Regions from separate parts of the Homo sapiens genome. Here region 1 is linked to region 2. Evidence: read pairs that join two places in POLR2A ChIA-PET (ENCODE). Cell type or tissue: PC-3. All regions are shown on one strand.

Region 1 (8,000 bases), 180 kb after region 2:
GAACCCAGACTCCAAACCCCATGCTTTTTCTGCTGTACCGTGTTTAAAGCTTGCAAAGAGAGATATGTAGTTAATGACCAAAATTGAGAGTTCTAGGAATTTTCTTTTCCCATGAAATATTTGATACTGAACCTAAAAAAAAAAAAATGCTTTCATGTCAGGAGCTAGATGGAAGCACATCATAATGAGAACGCCTTTGCTTTTAAAATGCTATGTTAGACTTATCTAAAGTGCATCTAAGGAAAATTTAAGAAATAATGCCTTTTATCAAGAAAGGCCACTTTGAAGAGACACATCGCATCTTGTAGGGCTTTCCATGTCTTAGAGGTAAAGGTTTAGCTATAATAATGTAAGTTTATAAGAAAGACTGCTTATTTTAAGCATTCTAAATGACAGCAGGCTTGTGCAAAACCCGAGGAAGTTCAAATTTTACTTCATACAGCACACATTAACTCATGAAACACCCATTATATGCCAAGTATGTGCTAGATTCTAGGGGTTTCTGGGGTTAAAAAGATACTATCCCTGATTTGTCTTAAAGTTTTTGCTTTCCTGAGAATAAAGTTAGTGTACAAATATCTTATAATCTTTCTTCAATCATGATTGTTAATTCCCCACTGATAACCCATATATTTTCAAAATATGAAAATTCTAGAATAAAAAGTAATTTAGACACTTTCAGTAGTTAAATGGGACAGGAAGTGGCCTTTATAAGAATACAGGAATAGCAGTGTGTCATCAGAGAATGCAGGATGGTCTTTGAACTGTGATCCTTGGTGTCTTATCTGCTTTAAATTTCCACTGAGTTCATAATATTGGAAATTTGAAGCTAACTAAGATAAATACTTTTTATAACTTGTTTTAAAATTAAAACTTGTGACATTTAGATTTTCTCAAAACAAGAGATTATCTTTGTATCTTTATTTTTTTAAGAGACAAGGTCTTGCTATGTTGCCCAGGCTGGACTTGAACTCCTGGGCTCAAGTGATCCTCATGCCTCAGCCTCTGAAGGAGCTGAGATTACAGGCATGAGCCACTGTGCACAGCTGTCTTTGCCCATATCTTTTTAAATGTACTTTACTAATAAGATTATATTTGAGTATATGGAATTTGTCCATCGACCATTAGAAGTATACCACCATATAGATCCTTTGGGATATTATAGAAATTTATACAAATTCCTACTAATTTATACTAACTCCTGTTTCTGGCTTGAACTAATGCGCTTGTCATTTTGATTTTATTGAGGGAAGTAAAATGAATATATGATACCTCTGAAAAATTATAATAAAACCCAGTCACCTAACATCTCAGAACTAATACATCTGAATATATCATCCCCTTCCAAGTTATTTTAAAGTGGTATTTTTTTCTGAGCTATCGCTCAAAATGTTTTTAAGAATTCTTATTTTGGAACTGCCATTATCTTTCATGGTGCCAAATTTGGTCCCTTGAGGGTGGTTGTTGCTTCTGGAAACAGGCAAGAGTTGTTTGGAAGCATTTCTGATAAATACAAGGCCAATGAATGAACGTCTTTTTTTGCTTTTTTCCTTTTTTTTTTTCCTGAGACAGGGTCTTACTCTGTCGCTCAGGCTGGAGTGCAGTAGCATAATAACGGCTCACTGTAGCCTCAACCTCCTGGGCTCACATGATCTTCCCACCTAAGGCTCTGGAACCACAGACGCACGCCACCACACCTGGTTAATTTTTGTATGTCTTGTAGAGATCAGGTTTCTCCATGTTGCCCAGGCTGGTCTTGAACTCCTGGACTCAAGTGAACCTCCTACCTTGGCCTTCCAAAATGCTGGGATTATAGGCGTGAGCCACCATGTCTGCCCTTGAACTTCATTGTTCACCTGTGACTATTCCCACCCACCCTTTTTTTAAAAAAACAAGTTTTTTGTGGCCGGGCGCAGTGGCTCACGCCTGTGATCCCAGCACTTTGGGAGGCTGAGGCAGGTAGATCACGAGGTTAGGAGTTCGAGACCAGCCTGGCCAGAATGGTGAAATCTCATCTCTACTAAACATACAAAAATTAGCTGGGAGCGGTGGTGGGCGTCTGTAATCCCAGCAACTTGGAAGGCTGAGGCAGGAGAATGGCTTCAACCTGCGAGGCGGAGGTTGCAGTGAGCCGAGATTGTGCCACTGCACTCTATCCTGGGTGGCAGCGTGAGACTCTGTCTCAAAATAAAAATAAAAAGTAAAAAGTTTTTTTTTTTGTTTTTTGTTTTTTTTTAAACTAGCTTTTGTATATATCATGGAACCATCCTGCTCTAACTTCATATTACAAGAAAACAGCAAACGTCTACAGAACTAGAGTGTAATGAGCCCCTCTCTACCCATTAATTTTACTACACGTCTGTGTGAGCAGTGTTTGGAAAGAATGATCCTAGACCAAGGTCCATATCCATGCTGCCTGCATGTGTCAACCTGGTGTCATGTAAACTTCTCATTCGTCACTGGCTATTGTTCCAATTTTAGAAGACCTAGGTGACCACCAGCTGTTCTATTGTTTCAGCCTTTATTACCCCATAACCTTCTTCCCTGGATGTGGGTGAAGAGAAAAAAGAGGAGAGCTATGTTATTCTCTGCTCCACTCCATCTCTTCTGACAATACGATGAAGATATGTTAAACAATCTATTAAGTTAGTTTATAACTGGCTTAACGTGACCTTGTTAACTATCTCAAAGCTATACAGTTTTGTACGACTCATTGAGTTGTCTGTGTATACATTATTTTGTATAGTCACAAAAACAAATTTAGGACTTTTCCCAAGTTTATTCATATGCTGGTGATCATTAATCACAATTAGGCCAGGCACAGTGGCTCACGCCTGTAATCTCAGCACTTTGGGAGGCCAAGGCAGGCAGATCACGAGGTCGGGAGATCAAGACCATCCTGGGCAACATGGTGAAACCCTGTTTCTACTAAAAATACAAAAATTAGCTGGGCATGATGGCGCGTGCCTGTAATCCCAGCTACTCGGGAGGCTGAGGCAAGAGAATCACTTGAACCAGGGAGTAGAAGGTTGCAGTAAGCCAAGATTGCACCAGTGCGCTCCAGCCTGGTGTCAGCAAAACTACGTCTCAAAAAAAAAAAAAAAAAAAAATCAATTATTCCCTATCACCAATGTTTTAAAATTACATGTAGAAGGAAAAGGCAGTACAACCTTATAAACAATATTTTTATTAATTCTATGAAAATCTTTAAGTGAGCTTCCTTGAAAGCCATGTTTTTAACTGTTGTATTCTTTCACCTAATTCTCAAGCCTTAGAAGGCAGAAATCTGGCATATACCCAAATAGAAGCACATAAATCAGTTAATCTTTGTTTAACTTTTTTAAACAAAGTTTCAGTGATAATATCCTATTTAGCTGACAAAGTATTTGTCTCCCATGGGTAGCATTTCACTTCTTATTCATTGGGTATAATACATTTTCATGAAATACAGAAATGCTGTGTTTTCCTCTTTTGATTGGAATTTAGTTCAGGCAATTGTTATAGAATTTGATAACTTTTTAAAAAATCTTTTTTCTTGCACTTAGCTTTGAGAGAGCATGTATTTTGTAATGTCTCATCAGAGTGACAAACTAACTCTGGACCATACGTTCTCAATGTTGAAGCGTTGGTGGTAGAAATGTTTTATCACTCGAATCCATCTGTCTTTTCTAGGAAGCTATGTTTCTTGCAGTAGACAAATTTTGAATATAAATTAGGAAACTTTGAGAACTTACTTTTAGTATTTGATCTGAATACTAAGTAAATATTAAACGCTGTATTTTAACTGTATGATTATACTATGCTTAGACAATACTTTTAAATGAATATTTACAAATGTATTATTTTCCTAGAAACCTAAGAAAGAAAAATTATCTTTCCCCAGAGAAACTAGGTTTAAGCAGAGCTTTGCTGGGTTTTTATTGTTGTTTTTTGTTTTTTTTACTGAAACTGCAGTGAGCTCAATTCCTTCCAGTGCTTCAGTGATTTTCTAGTAATGAGAATTGCACTTAAAGACATTCAGTGACTGTTTCAGGCATGATATGGAGTATAGGAAAATCTCTAAACTGAAACATTCAGAGGATGGAGATATTCTGCTTAATGGAAATTTTTGCAGTGGTGTGCTACAGTCAGCTCCTCCTGGCTTGCTAGAGCCTATTATTAAATTTTCAGGCCGGGCGTGGTGGCTCACGCCTGTAATCCCAACACTTTGCGAGGTTGAGGCAGGCAGATCACTTGAGGTCAGGAGTTCAAGACCAGCCTGGCCAACATGGCAAAACACCATCTCTACTAAAAATACAAAATTAGCCAGGTGTCGTGGTGCACGCCTGTAATCCCAGCTACTTGGGAGGCTGAGGTACAAGAATCGCTTGAACTGGGGAGGTGGAGGTTACAGTGAGCCAAGATTACACCACTGCACTCCAGCCTGGAGCCACTTAGTGAGACTCTGTCTAAAAAAAAAAGCCAGGCGCGATGGCTCACACCTGTAATCCCAGCACTTTGGGAGGCCAAGGTGGGAGGATCACGAGGTCAGGAGATTGAGACCATCCTGGCTAACACGGTGAAACCCCGTCTCTACTAAAAATACAAAAAATTAGCCAGGCGTGGTGGCAGGCGCCTGTAGTCCCAGCTACTCGGGAGGCTGAGGCAGGAGAATGGCATGAACCCAGGAGGCGGAGCTTGCAGTGAGCCAAGATCGCGCCACTGCACTCCAGCCTGGGCGACAGAGCGAGACTCCGTCTCAAAAAAAAAAAAATATGTGTGTGTATAAATATGTATATATATACATGCATATATATATGCATATATACATACACATACACAATTTACACATTAAAAACATTAGTACTCAAAACTCATAATTTCCAAGTATTTTCTCTGTGCTCTGTGGGTATTGGCATCTGTTTTGTCTGTATGCTGTGCTGCTTACCACGTGTGTGTCTTTCCAACTCTACGCTCAGGAAAGTCACCTTGGTAGCTTGAAACTGGCCATGGTGGAAGTATTTACATCGTGAGAATTACTGAACACTACACATCAGGGCTTTTTCATTGTTTTGTCCTGAGGACTGTTTCTTAAATATTTATTAGCACACCACTGACTTTAAGCTAAATGAGCATCTTAAGCTTTTGCCTTTGATAAAAACCTGTCTAAAATGCATTAGGATGCTTTTCTACCTTAAGTGTTTAGAGCATGCTAAATATCATTGTTCTAAGTGCTGAAGAAGATCTTTAATACTTGAGATTGCTATAATGCTCAGAATAATTATCTTAAACATTACAAGATCACCTCTTATGAGATGTCAAAAGTATATCATTTCCAGATCAGTTTTATGTAAAATGCCAAATTATGAATTCTTTATATAAGCTCAAAATATTTTGTTTTACTGCAGCTGCCACTGGTGACATGCCAACTTACCAGATCCGAGCTCCTACTGCTGCTTTGCCACAGGGAGTGGTGATGGCTGCATCGCCCGGAAGTTTGCACAGTCCCCAGCAGCTGGCAGAAGAAGCAACACGCAAACGAGAGCTGAGGCTAATGAAAAACAGGTGAGGTGTTGCACAGGGAATCGGTAACTTCTAGGACACTTTTTAAAAATTACAGTTTTCACCGGGCGCAGTGGCTCACGCCTGTAATCCCAGCACTTTGGGAGGCCAAGGCAGGCGGATCACAGGGTCAGGAGATCAAGACCATCCTGGCTAACACGGTGAAACCCCATCTCTACTAAAAAATACAAAAAAATTCGCCGGGCGTGGTGGCAGGTGCCTGTAGTCCCAGCCACTTGGGAGGCTGAGGCAGGACAATGGCATGAACCTGGGAGGCGGAGGTTGCAGTGAGCCAAGATCGTGCCACTGCACTCCAGCCTGGGCGACAGAGCGAGACTCCATCTCAAAAAAATAATAAAACAATATTAAATATTAATAAATGATAATAAAATAATGATAAAAATAATATCAATAAATAAAAATAAAAATAAAAATTACAGTTTTCAGCTGGGCGCAGTGGCTCCCGCCTGTAATCCCAGCACTTTGGGAGGTCAAGGCGGGCAGATCACAAGGTCAAGAGATTGAGACCATCCTGGCCAATATGACGAAACCCTGTCTCTACTAAAAATACAAAAATTAGCTGGGTGTGGTGGTGTGCACCTGTAATCCCAGCTACTCGGGAGGCTGAGGCAAGAGAATCACTTGAACCCGGAAGGCGGAGCTTGCAGTGAGCTGAGGTCGCGCCACTGGACTGCAGCCTGGGTGACAGTGAGACTCCGTCTTAAAAAAAAAAAATTACAGTTTTCATAAGCCATTTCTCCCAAGTTACATGTTGTGTGGCATTTCATGTAGGTTTGTGCTCTGTGTGTGTTATTAGATTGTCTTCCAGTCAGAATTCCTGGCTGTTAAACTATTTCATCAGCAGGAGTTACATCCCTATGTTGTAAGGGTGATGTCCAAAAGATACAGTAATTTTTAAAAATAATGATTAAAGGACTTTGTTAGAAACAAAGAGCTATTTTGTATTTAGTATTTGCTGTGAAGTAGGTGATAAGTCGAATTTTTTAGCTTCTCTCTGAGAAAAATGAAGTGTAAGTGAGGCGTTACTTTTCGACATTTTCTACATGTAGTTTCCTTTTGTCTATTTTTTAACTTTTTTTCCTCTATTACACTGAAATACATATTTAATCTGATAAATTCTAGTCAAGTGCAAATACAAAATAACAAAAAGAATTAAAATCATCCATGGCTCTAACCACTTAGGATACCTCCTATTATAGTCTATGTACTTCCAGTCAGCTCTCATTTTCTCTCACTTTTTCTTGCTCCATATCTCTGTCATTTTATTTTTAAGCAACATATTATAAAATGCTATTTTCTAAAACTTTTTAAAAATTTAAACATAAATAAAATTTTATTTAACTTGTATATTATTTATTGGTTTAGTTTTTATTATGAATAATGGTGCAAATTAATCTGATTTTCAAAAGGAACAGAATTGTCTTAGAGTTTCCCAGTAGTCTTGTCACCTTAGTCCTAATGTCAAATAATGTCCTCATTGTGTGCAGCCAGGACAGAGATTCAGCAGTGTTATCAAGGGCCCAGACTCCCGCTCCCGGCTGTGTCATCTTCAGCATGTATCATTCATTCTCATGATCACAGCGCGGCTACTGAACCTCTAGGCATTGCCTCAGACAGGAAGAAGGGCTAGAGCCAAAAATTGGGGCTAGCTGAGGTCTGGCCCAACTGCAAACCTTTCCTGGAAGATCCTCCCAGCAACTTTCACCTACATTTCATTGGCTAGAAATAGGTCTTTAGTCCCTAGCTGTACAGGATTCTGAGAAAGGTTTATTTTCGCTTTCTAAATCTCAGTTTCAGAGCAAGACAAGAGAAATGCAGATGATACCTGGCTGTTAGGTTGCTCATTATCTGTTTAGCAGATTTTAAGTGCTTTATTTCTACTGTGTGTTTAATGCTTACATGAGAATAGGTGATTATTATGCCCAGTTTACAGATGAGGACCAGAAGTTCAGAGATGTTAAGGAATAAGTTGGTCAAGATCACATGGCCCAAACTGGGCAGAACCAGGATGGGCAACCGGGCAGTCTTTATTCCAGAGCCTGTCCTCTATACCAGCATCAGGCATCTCAAAAATACCCCATGATAACCTGCAAATTTCACTTCCTGGGGAAGTGTGAGGCTTTAGTCATTCACAGATAGATCTCTTACATATTTTCTTTTTATTCTTTGATTGGCATCTATAATCGATATCTCATTATATCGTATTTCTGCCAATCCAGCAACAGTTTTTATTTCTTTCCAGCCTTGTCAGAGTTTCTTCCTTGCCTTGCACTTCCTCTCCGTGCTGAGGATACACCCAGACACATGCAAGCCTGAAAACCGAGCTCACTATTAATAGAAGAAACAGGTGTTTTCCATGGCTGAGGAGTGCTTAGGAATGTACCATCTACTGATGTGATCGGGGAAAGCTTTGTGCCTGCAACATTTTGACTCTAGTA
Region 2 (8,000 bases):
TATGTAGTGATAAAACTATATAGATGATATTTCCATAATTAATACATGTTTATATTAATGTCAATTTTAATGTATGAATATGTATTAAATAAAAACCCATTTCATTTACATATACATGTATATCCTTCCTTCCTTCCTTCTTTCATTTATTATTTTTTATTTTCATTTATTTATTTTCTTTTTGGGCCTGCCTGGTCTTCTCACTCTGGGCTCTGGTGACCTCAGCCTCCCAAGTAGCTGGGACTACAGGGATCTCTTAAGCCCGGGAGGCAGAGGCTAATGTGGGCTGTGATCGCGCACCTCCACTCCAGCTTACGTGAGGTGGGGTGAGGAGAGGCGAGGTGGGGTGAGGTGAGGCGAGGTGAGGTGAGGTGAGGTGAGGTGAGGTGGGGTGGGGTGAGGTGGGGTGAGGTGGGGTGAGGTGGGGTGAGGTGGGGCGAAGTGGGGCGAGGGGGCACCCGGCCCTATTAGCTCTTGAAAACAAGTTGAGATGTGATTTCCCCAGAAGACTTCCCTCGCAAGGACCTGACTGCCACCACCATTCTGTGATATGCCCTGGGCTGGCCTCTATCACATTCAAAACACCGTACTGTAACTATGTACGTATGTCTGTCTTCCTACTAGACATGAGTTTTTTTTGAGGGCCAAGGCTCTGTATTTTATTTCTGTCCACTTGGCGTTTAGAAGTACCTGAGACATAGAAAATGTTCTTTGAGTTGATCAATGAATTTTACAACAATAAAGAGAAGGAAACAGGCTCAAAGGAGTTAAGTAATTTGCTTAAGATTACACAGCTAATAAGTTGTGAGCTAATAACTCCAGCCACAGGTCTTCTGATTCTAAATTCCCCCAAACACCACCTTGTGCACCATCAACCATTTGTGAAGACTCTTCATTTACAATACAAAAATTAACCTTTTCTTGGGTATTCCATGAGCTGGGAATGTAGAAATAGACTAGGCAAGAATAATTTTCATTCTATGTTTAAGCAGAAGTAACAGGGGTTCTCAAGAAACAGAACTCTGAGAGATCTGTCCAGCCTCAGAGCCAGTGTTTTAAAGAAGTCCTGGAGCCTTAGGCCATATATGGGTAATCTAGAACAAGTATCTTCAATACACATAGCGTGTGAGAAACTTTTTGTTAAATGAATAAATGGAGAACAAAAATAAAATGAAAAATGTTGATCAAAGGGGACAAAGTTTCAGTTAGGACCAGTAAGTTCTGGAGATCTATCATATAGCATGGTGACTGTTAATCTACTGTGGAGTAAACTTGAAAATTACTGTGACAAGGCTGGGCACGGTGGCTCATGCCTGTAATCCCAGCACTTTAGGAGGCCGAGGTGGGTGGATCACGAGGTCAGGCGTTCGAGACCAGCCTGGCCAACATGGTGAAACACCGTCTCTACTAAAAATACAAAAATTAGCTGGGAGTGGTAGTGTGTGCCTGTAATCCCAGCTACTCAGAAGGCTGAGGCAGGAGAATCACTTGAACCCAGAAGGTGGAGGTTGCAGTGAGCCGAGATCGCCACTGCACTCCAGCCTGGGTGACAGAGCAAGACCCCATCTCAAAGAAAAAAAGAAAAAGAAAATTGCTGTGACAGTAATTGCTGTGACAGTAGATGTTAAATGCTCTCACCACAAATAAAGATAAGTGAGAAGCTACTTATGTTAATTAGCTTGAGTTAATCATTTTACAATATAAACATAACAAAGCATCACACTGTACACTGTAAACAGATACAATTTTTATGTGTCAATTGTATCTTATCAAAGTTGGGAAGAAAAACAACTCTAACTCCTGGTTTCACTGATAGGTCACAGGTGTTTTCAGTACCTTCGGTGACTCAAAACAAAAAAATAAACTTATAAGGTTCTCTTTCCAAAGGAAGTAACTATTTGGTTTTAACTAAAACACAAATAATATTAAATAAAAGAAATGAACAAACAAAAGAGCTCCCCAAATCAACTTATGTATCAGCTTAGAAATTTAGTATAGCTCAAAAACAGAAAGAAAGTTATTCTCTTTCCTATTTAGGTGATATTGGTGACTATTTTCAAACTAAATTCCAATGGCTAAAAAACTATGTGCATAAATTTATTTTCTTCTTATACACCACTGGTTGTTAAAATGAGCCCCTTACTAAAATTACTTTAGGAGACACATTGATTATTGCTGAAATAATGAGAATAACCAAGAATGTTTAAACTCCCCCAGACAGATATTCATGGAAAGTAAAAGCAAGCTAAATCGAACTGCACTAAGATATATTAGTTTTCTTAGGGGAAAAAAAAAAAATCTAAAACCCTGGTCCAGCATTTTTTTCTTAAAATCAATTATGTTTACTAAATGAAAATAGAACATATTGATTGACTGGTTGAGACAGGGTCTTGCTCTGTTGCCCAGGCTGGAGTGCAGTGGCACGATCATGGCTCACTGCAGCCTCCAGCTCGTGGGCTCAAGTGATCCTCCCATCTCAGCCTCTCGAGTAGCTGGGACTACAGGTGTGCTCCACCACGCCTGGCTAATTTTTGGATTTTTTAGTAGAGACAGGTTTTGTCATGTTGCCCAGGCTGGTCTCAAACTCCTGGGATTAAGTGACCCACCTGTCTCAGCCTCCCCAAGTGCTGGGGTTACAGGTGTGAGCCACTGCACCTAGCCAAAAGTCAAATTAAAATTTGACCTTTGACTACCACTAAGAGTATCAGTAAAAAATCTCATTTCAAAAATTATTTTAAAAATTAGAATGTCCAACTTGCTCAGTAAAGATCGACTTATATAAGTAATGCAAAATGTATTACTAATACAATGAGCCATCACGTTCCCAAGATGTAAATTAGTCAAATAAACACCAAGTATCATAGTTACTTGGATAAAGTAACTCTTGGGGAGGGGATAGAAAACATTTCCTAATAAAGGTTATGGCAAATGATTTTCTTGTACCATCTCTAAGAAATATTAGCATATATACCCTTTCCTTCTTGTACAAAGAAAAAGTGATTCAATGAACTTGTCAAAGCATAGTTTAGCAAAAAAAGAGAAAATTCAAGTGTCTGCTTTGGCTTACATCTTCAGGCAACTCCACACACAGTCCACAATAATTCAGGTATTAATCCTACTGTAAGTAAGTGGACTCCATTGTTCCAGAAAGAAGCAAAGGAAATTAGATTGTGATAAAAGTTTTTTAAAATTGGAAACTATTGAAAATTAAGTAGGACTTTCTGCAAAAAGCTTTACTATTGCATTCACTGCAGTATCACAAGTAAAAATCAAATGGTTAGGTCTCCTTATGATGCTATAATAAAGAAACTGGCAAGAGGATCTGGCATACTTAGAGAACAAGTTTCTAAGTGTGTCTGCCCCATCAAATGTGAGTTTCTAAATACATTTGCTAATGAAGTGGTTGGCTAGAGAAATGTAATAAATCAGTATAAAGTCAGAACATTTCTTTAAAAGCAGCAAGATTATAAACAGTGTAATTATAAAATACTATGAAAAAGTGCTATACTTGGATTTCATTGTTAGTTGCTTTAATGGGGAAAGGTTGATGGAGGAGAAAAGGTTAAAAACTGTAATTGGGCCATAGAAAACCTCTTTCTAAATTAATATAATCATCAGGTAAATTTCATTAAGCCAGATATAATTAAATGCATTTTACCTGTACACAGATAATGTAACCATGTAAGTTTCCTTCCACTGAAATGTTGGCTATAAAATAATTCAAACTGTAAAAAAAAAAAAAAAACACACATTATTTTTAGCTACTATAACTTGCCTAGTTAATTAACACAATACTACAAAAGCAATGAAAACCATTCATATTAGAAGAGACATTAAAGCCCATCTGGTTTACCTCCTTCTTTTACAGAGGAGAAAGCACGTTCCTGTGGTCCCTAATCAAGGCTATACACATATATTCCAGCTCTTTTAATTGACAACTTGTTCTAGAGTTCTCTCCACTAAACCACAGCACTGCAAATTTGACTTTCTGTATGACACAGTGATTCATTATCATTTCTGAATAATACTAACATGGACTTTATAAATTCTACTAACCAAACACAGCAACATATATATTTCACCATGAAAAGAGAAACCCTACCTTCATCTCTAATCTCCCATTTGCCAACATATAGCTTCCACATTCAATTAGACACAAATACGAAGTTTTAGGGTATATCTCTGGATTATTCTTTTGCTGATATTATTGTGAACAATTAAATTTAAATTCTATTAATGTAGCCTTCAAATTTTAAACATTCCTCCCTGGACTGAATGTGTAATTACAGAACAAAAATACAGAGTTCTTTTTTCTTTAATAAAGAGCTAGTATACAATAAAAAGTGGAAAAATGATACTGGATGTGAAAAAGATAAAAACTCAATTTCTTTATAAAACTAAAAAATAAACTGCATTATGCCAGTTCAGAATTCTGAATAAACTTTTAGCATGATGTACCATATATAACATACTTAAAGCTTTTATTTGTATATCAAACTTTACCTTTTGTACTTTAAAAAGGAAGTTCACATAAAGCAGTCAGCAATGACTGACCTATCAGCTATATTATGACCACTCCTTAACAGCAAAAGTTAATAGCTCCAGCCAAGAAAATGAGTCAATTCCTTCAGCAGTTACTCTAAGTTTGCCTAGTCCTGGGAAGCTGAAATATGTTGAGCCTATTTTCCCTCTAATGGTGCAGCATCCTCCTCTACCAGCAGATCCACCAATCCCTTTGCAGGATGAACAGGAGATGACTAGCACCTGGAATACTTCAGATTGCCTGCTTAGTTCTAATCCAGACAAACAGCAAATTGAAATATGTCATAAGAGGATTTCAGAAGTATGATCTGACTAACTAATAACTCCCAGGGATATCAATAAAATTCAATCACTACTATATAATTCACAATTTATAACACATTTACAATGAATCTGGACAAAAGCAAAATAAAAGTTAAAAAAACTTTCATTTTTTTCTCAAAACACTTTCGGAAATGAGAAATTCCAGCTTTAAAATGCTCATAATTTAAAGTGCAAAGCTGGCTTTAAAAGGTATATTCCAAGCTCTAAAAACATGTTTTACCTCTTCAGTAGTACTATTTGGTAAAGTTTTATTGACGATAATATCAATATGCCAAAAGAAGATACTGATTCATCCTTACATTTAAAATCTGACTACAAAGACTCTCGTATCTATAGCTAGTCAAGAACAAACAGACTCCAATAAATTCATCAATTCATATGGCACTACAAAGACCAAAGTTATAAAACCTTCCTTGATTATATCATTAAAATAATTGTGTTAGCAAAGCTTATTAGTAAAAAATATATGTTGACTAAACTTATTTTATTTTTTTAAATTTTATTATTATTATACTTTAAGTTTTAGGGTACATGTGCACAATGTGCAGGTTAGTTACATATGCATACATGTGCCATGCTGGTGTGCTGCACCCACTAACTCGTCATTTAGCATTAGGTATATCTCCTAATGCTATCCCTCCCCCCTCCTCCCAGACTAAACTTATTTTAAAATAAACAGGATAAAAAACAGCATTTTTCAAACACTGTTTAAGGGCATTAATTAGATCTCAAAGAGCCTTAAAAATTCAATGAGTTTATTTACCTTTAATAGATAGCTACATTAATATACACTACTTTAGATACTTTTTTTTTTTTTTTTTTTGAGGCGGAGTCTCGCTCTATCACCCAGGCTAAAGTGCAGTGGCGCAAACTCGGCTCACTGCAACCTCCACCTCCTGGGTTCAACCGATTCTCTTGCCTCAGCCTCCAGAGTAGCTGGGACTACAGGTGCATGCCACCATGCCCGGCTAATTTTTTCTATTTTTAGTAGAGACGGGGTTTCACTGTGTTAGCCAGGATGGTCTCAATCTCCTGACCTCATGATCCGCCCGCCTCGGCCTCCCAAGGTGCTGGGATTACAGGCGTGAGCCACCGCGCCCGGCAACTTTAGATACTTCTAATATTATTCAGGTTTTTGGCCTAGGTAAAAAAGAAATGTAACAATTAAGATTGACTGGCCTAAAGTATAAAATAAATTACTTTTAATTACAGCTTTAATTCCACAGTTTTGAGATACTTTGGTGTAAAATAAAGGTAATTCTTGATAGTTATATTTAAGATTAAGATGTAAAAAATGCAAATCATCACTAAGGCAGGATGGATTAATTTACATGAGAAAACTGTACACTATTAAGTATACAAATGGATTTCAATCCTATGTATCTGAAAACTTGGACTTACTAGAAAAAAAATAAAGGACAAACTCCCTCTACTGGTAATTGGAGACAATTCAAATGGAGAGAATAGTATTTTTGGAATCAGAATTTTACAGACAGAAACTCACTTCCTATTTGTAAATGGGGAAACTAAAACCTGAGGAAGACTATACATCAACAAATAAAGTTTAAAGAGTTAAAAACTATAAATAGAAAATAATTATTTCAAGGAAAGAGGAAAGAAAAAACTAAAGGAAAACTTCATTTCTGCCAGCTCCTATTCTCTCCCTTAATTTCAATCAGGGACACATGATATTTAAAAAGAAATGTAAAAGACTGCCAAGGCCAGGCATGGTGGCTCATGCCTGAAATCCCAGCACTTTGGGATGTATCCTTTCTGCAAAATTTGTAATAACCTTGGATTATAGTCTGCCCCATCCAATGAATGTCTGCACAAATGCTCTTCTTCACATAGTTTCTAAAATAGTCTGTGCTACAATCTCTTTTCAAAGAAGATGTAAGAAGTCCTAATTTAGCCTCCTATTCTGAAAGTCTATCATGCTTGCCTTCCTGAAACCTACCTGACTGGTTACAGGACTCTCCTCTATTAGTTATTACCACGAAACTAATAACCACTATCAATCACTGTTACTACTTACTCTACTAGCAGTTACTTCACATATATTTACCTACATTACAGGACAGAAATAAAAATATTACAAGGGCTGAATGAGGTATTTGGTCAAAATTCAAAAGGAAAACTGGTAAGTGATATTTTAGGTGTTGAATTCTAAGCTTTCTTCTGATATCAACATTTTTATAATTTAAAACTGCTTAATAGCAGATGATAGACTTACTCAGAATAAGAGACATGCTTTGACAAAGAACTGTATGACATTCTTCTTAGCATTTTAGTATCAATATTAGTAACTACAATAACTTACATTCTTCCTAAAGGGCAGACTGACTATAATTTCTGAATCTATTTTTATCACATGAACCCTTAAGACTCTGAAAAAATATTAAAGGTGATATAATATGAAGACAATTATTAAAATTCCTTTAGTCTTCTAATATATTTCCTGCAAACTTACCATCTGTACACTTTTTTCTAATTCCTGGGGAATTGCAAACGTAGATGAAGGAGCCTGAGTAAGAGGCCACGCACCAGCCTAGAAGGAAAAAAATAAAATAAAATAAGCTAAATGGATCAACATCTAAATTCAAAGTAAATATTTATTAAATAATCTAAGCATCTAAAACATTTTTTTCTTCCTCAAAATGTTGATGAAATCTGAGTATTTCTATCATGGCACATTTCATTCCAAACCAATAGGACCTTTTTTTGTTTTTTTTTTTTGAGATGGAGTCTCACTCCATCACCCAGGCTTCAATGCAGTGGCACGATCTCCGCTCACTGCAACCTCCGCCTCTGGGGTTCAAGCAATTCTCCTGCCTCTGCCTCCCCAGTAACTGGGATTACAGGCACGCACCACCACACCTGGCTAATTTTTGCATTTTTAGTAGAGACGGGTTTTCACATGTTGGCCAGGCTGGTCTGGAACTCCTGAGCTCAAGAGATCTGCCTGCTTTGGCCTCTGAAAGTGCTGGGATTACAGGCATAAGCCACCACGCCCAGCCCAAATCAATAGGACTTTAGAAGCCACAATCTACTCACAGAACCAAACGTAATCAGGCATCCATTTATGAATCATTTGTATCAACGTACTGAAATGATTAGTAAATGCTCATAGTAAA

What was found. ChIA-PET counts read pairs that join two places held together with the same protein. Peaks named below come from ENCODE experiments on the same cell type or tissue, not always from the same donor. Only the 100,000 strongest peaks of a DNase experiment are listed, where the experiment ranks them.
Region 1: POLR2A ChIA-PET joins it to region 2 with 7 read pairs; 4 of 35 experiments call an interaction of 5 or more read pairs at or near these places.

The regions. Positions count from the first base shown.
Region 1 is chr10:35,201,508-35,209,507 of GRCh38, forward strand. CREM (cAMP responsive element modulator) reads left to right here. Exons shown (of 8, transcript NM_183011.2): 7 at 5,388-5,544. Among named protein-coding and RNA genes, the nearest start is that of LINC02634, 39 kb to the right of the region's middle. In PC-3, no CTCF peak of the experiment used is centred here; no DNase peak of the experiment used is centred here.
Region 2 is chr10:35,021,474-35,029,473 of GRCh38, forward strand. It overlaps CUL2 (cullin 2), which reads right to left. Exons shown (of 21, transcript NM_003591.4): 16 at 7,337-7,414; 17 at 3,659-3,725. Among named protein-coding and RNA genes, the nearest start is that of LINC02635, 52 kb to the left of the region's middle. In PC-3, a CTCF peak has its summit at 6,298 (motif pointing left); DNase peaks (open chromatin) are centred at 4,608 and 6,308; H3K27ac peaks cover 1,651 bases.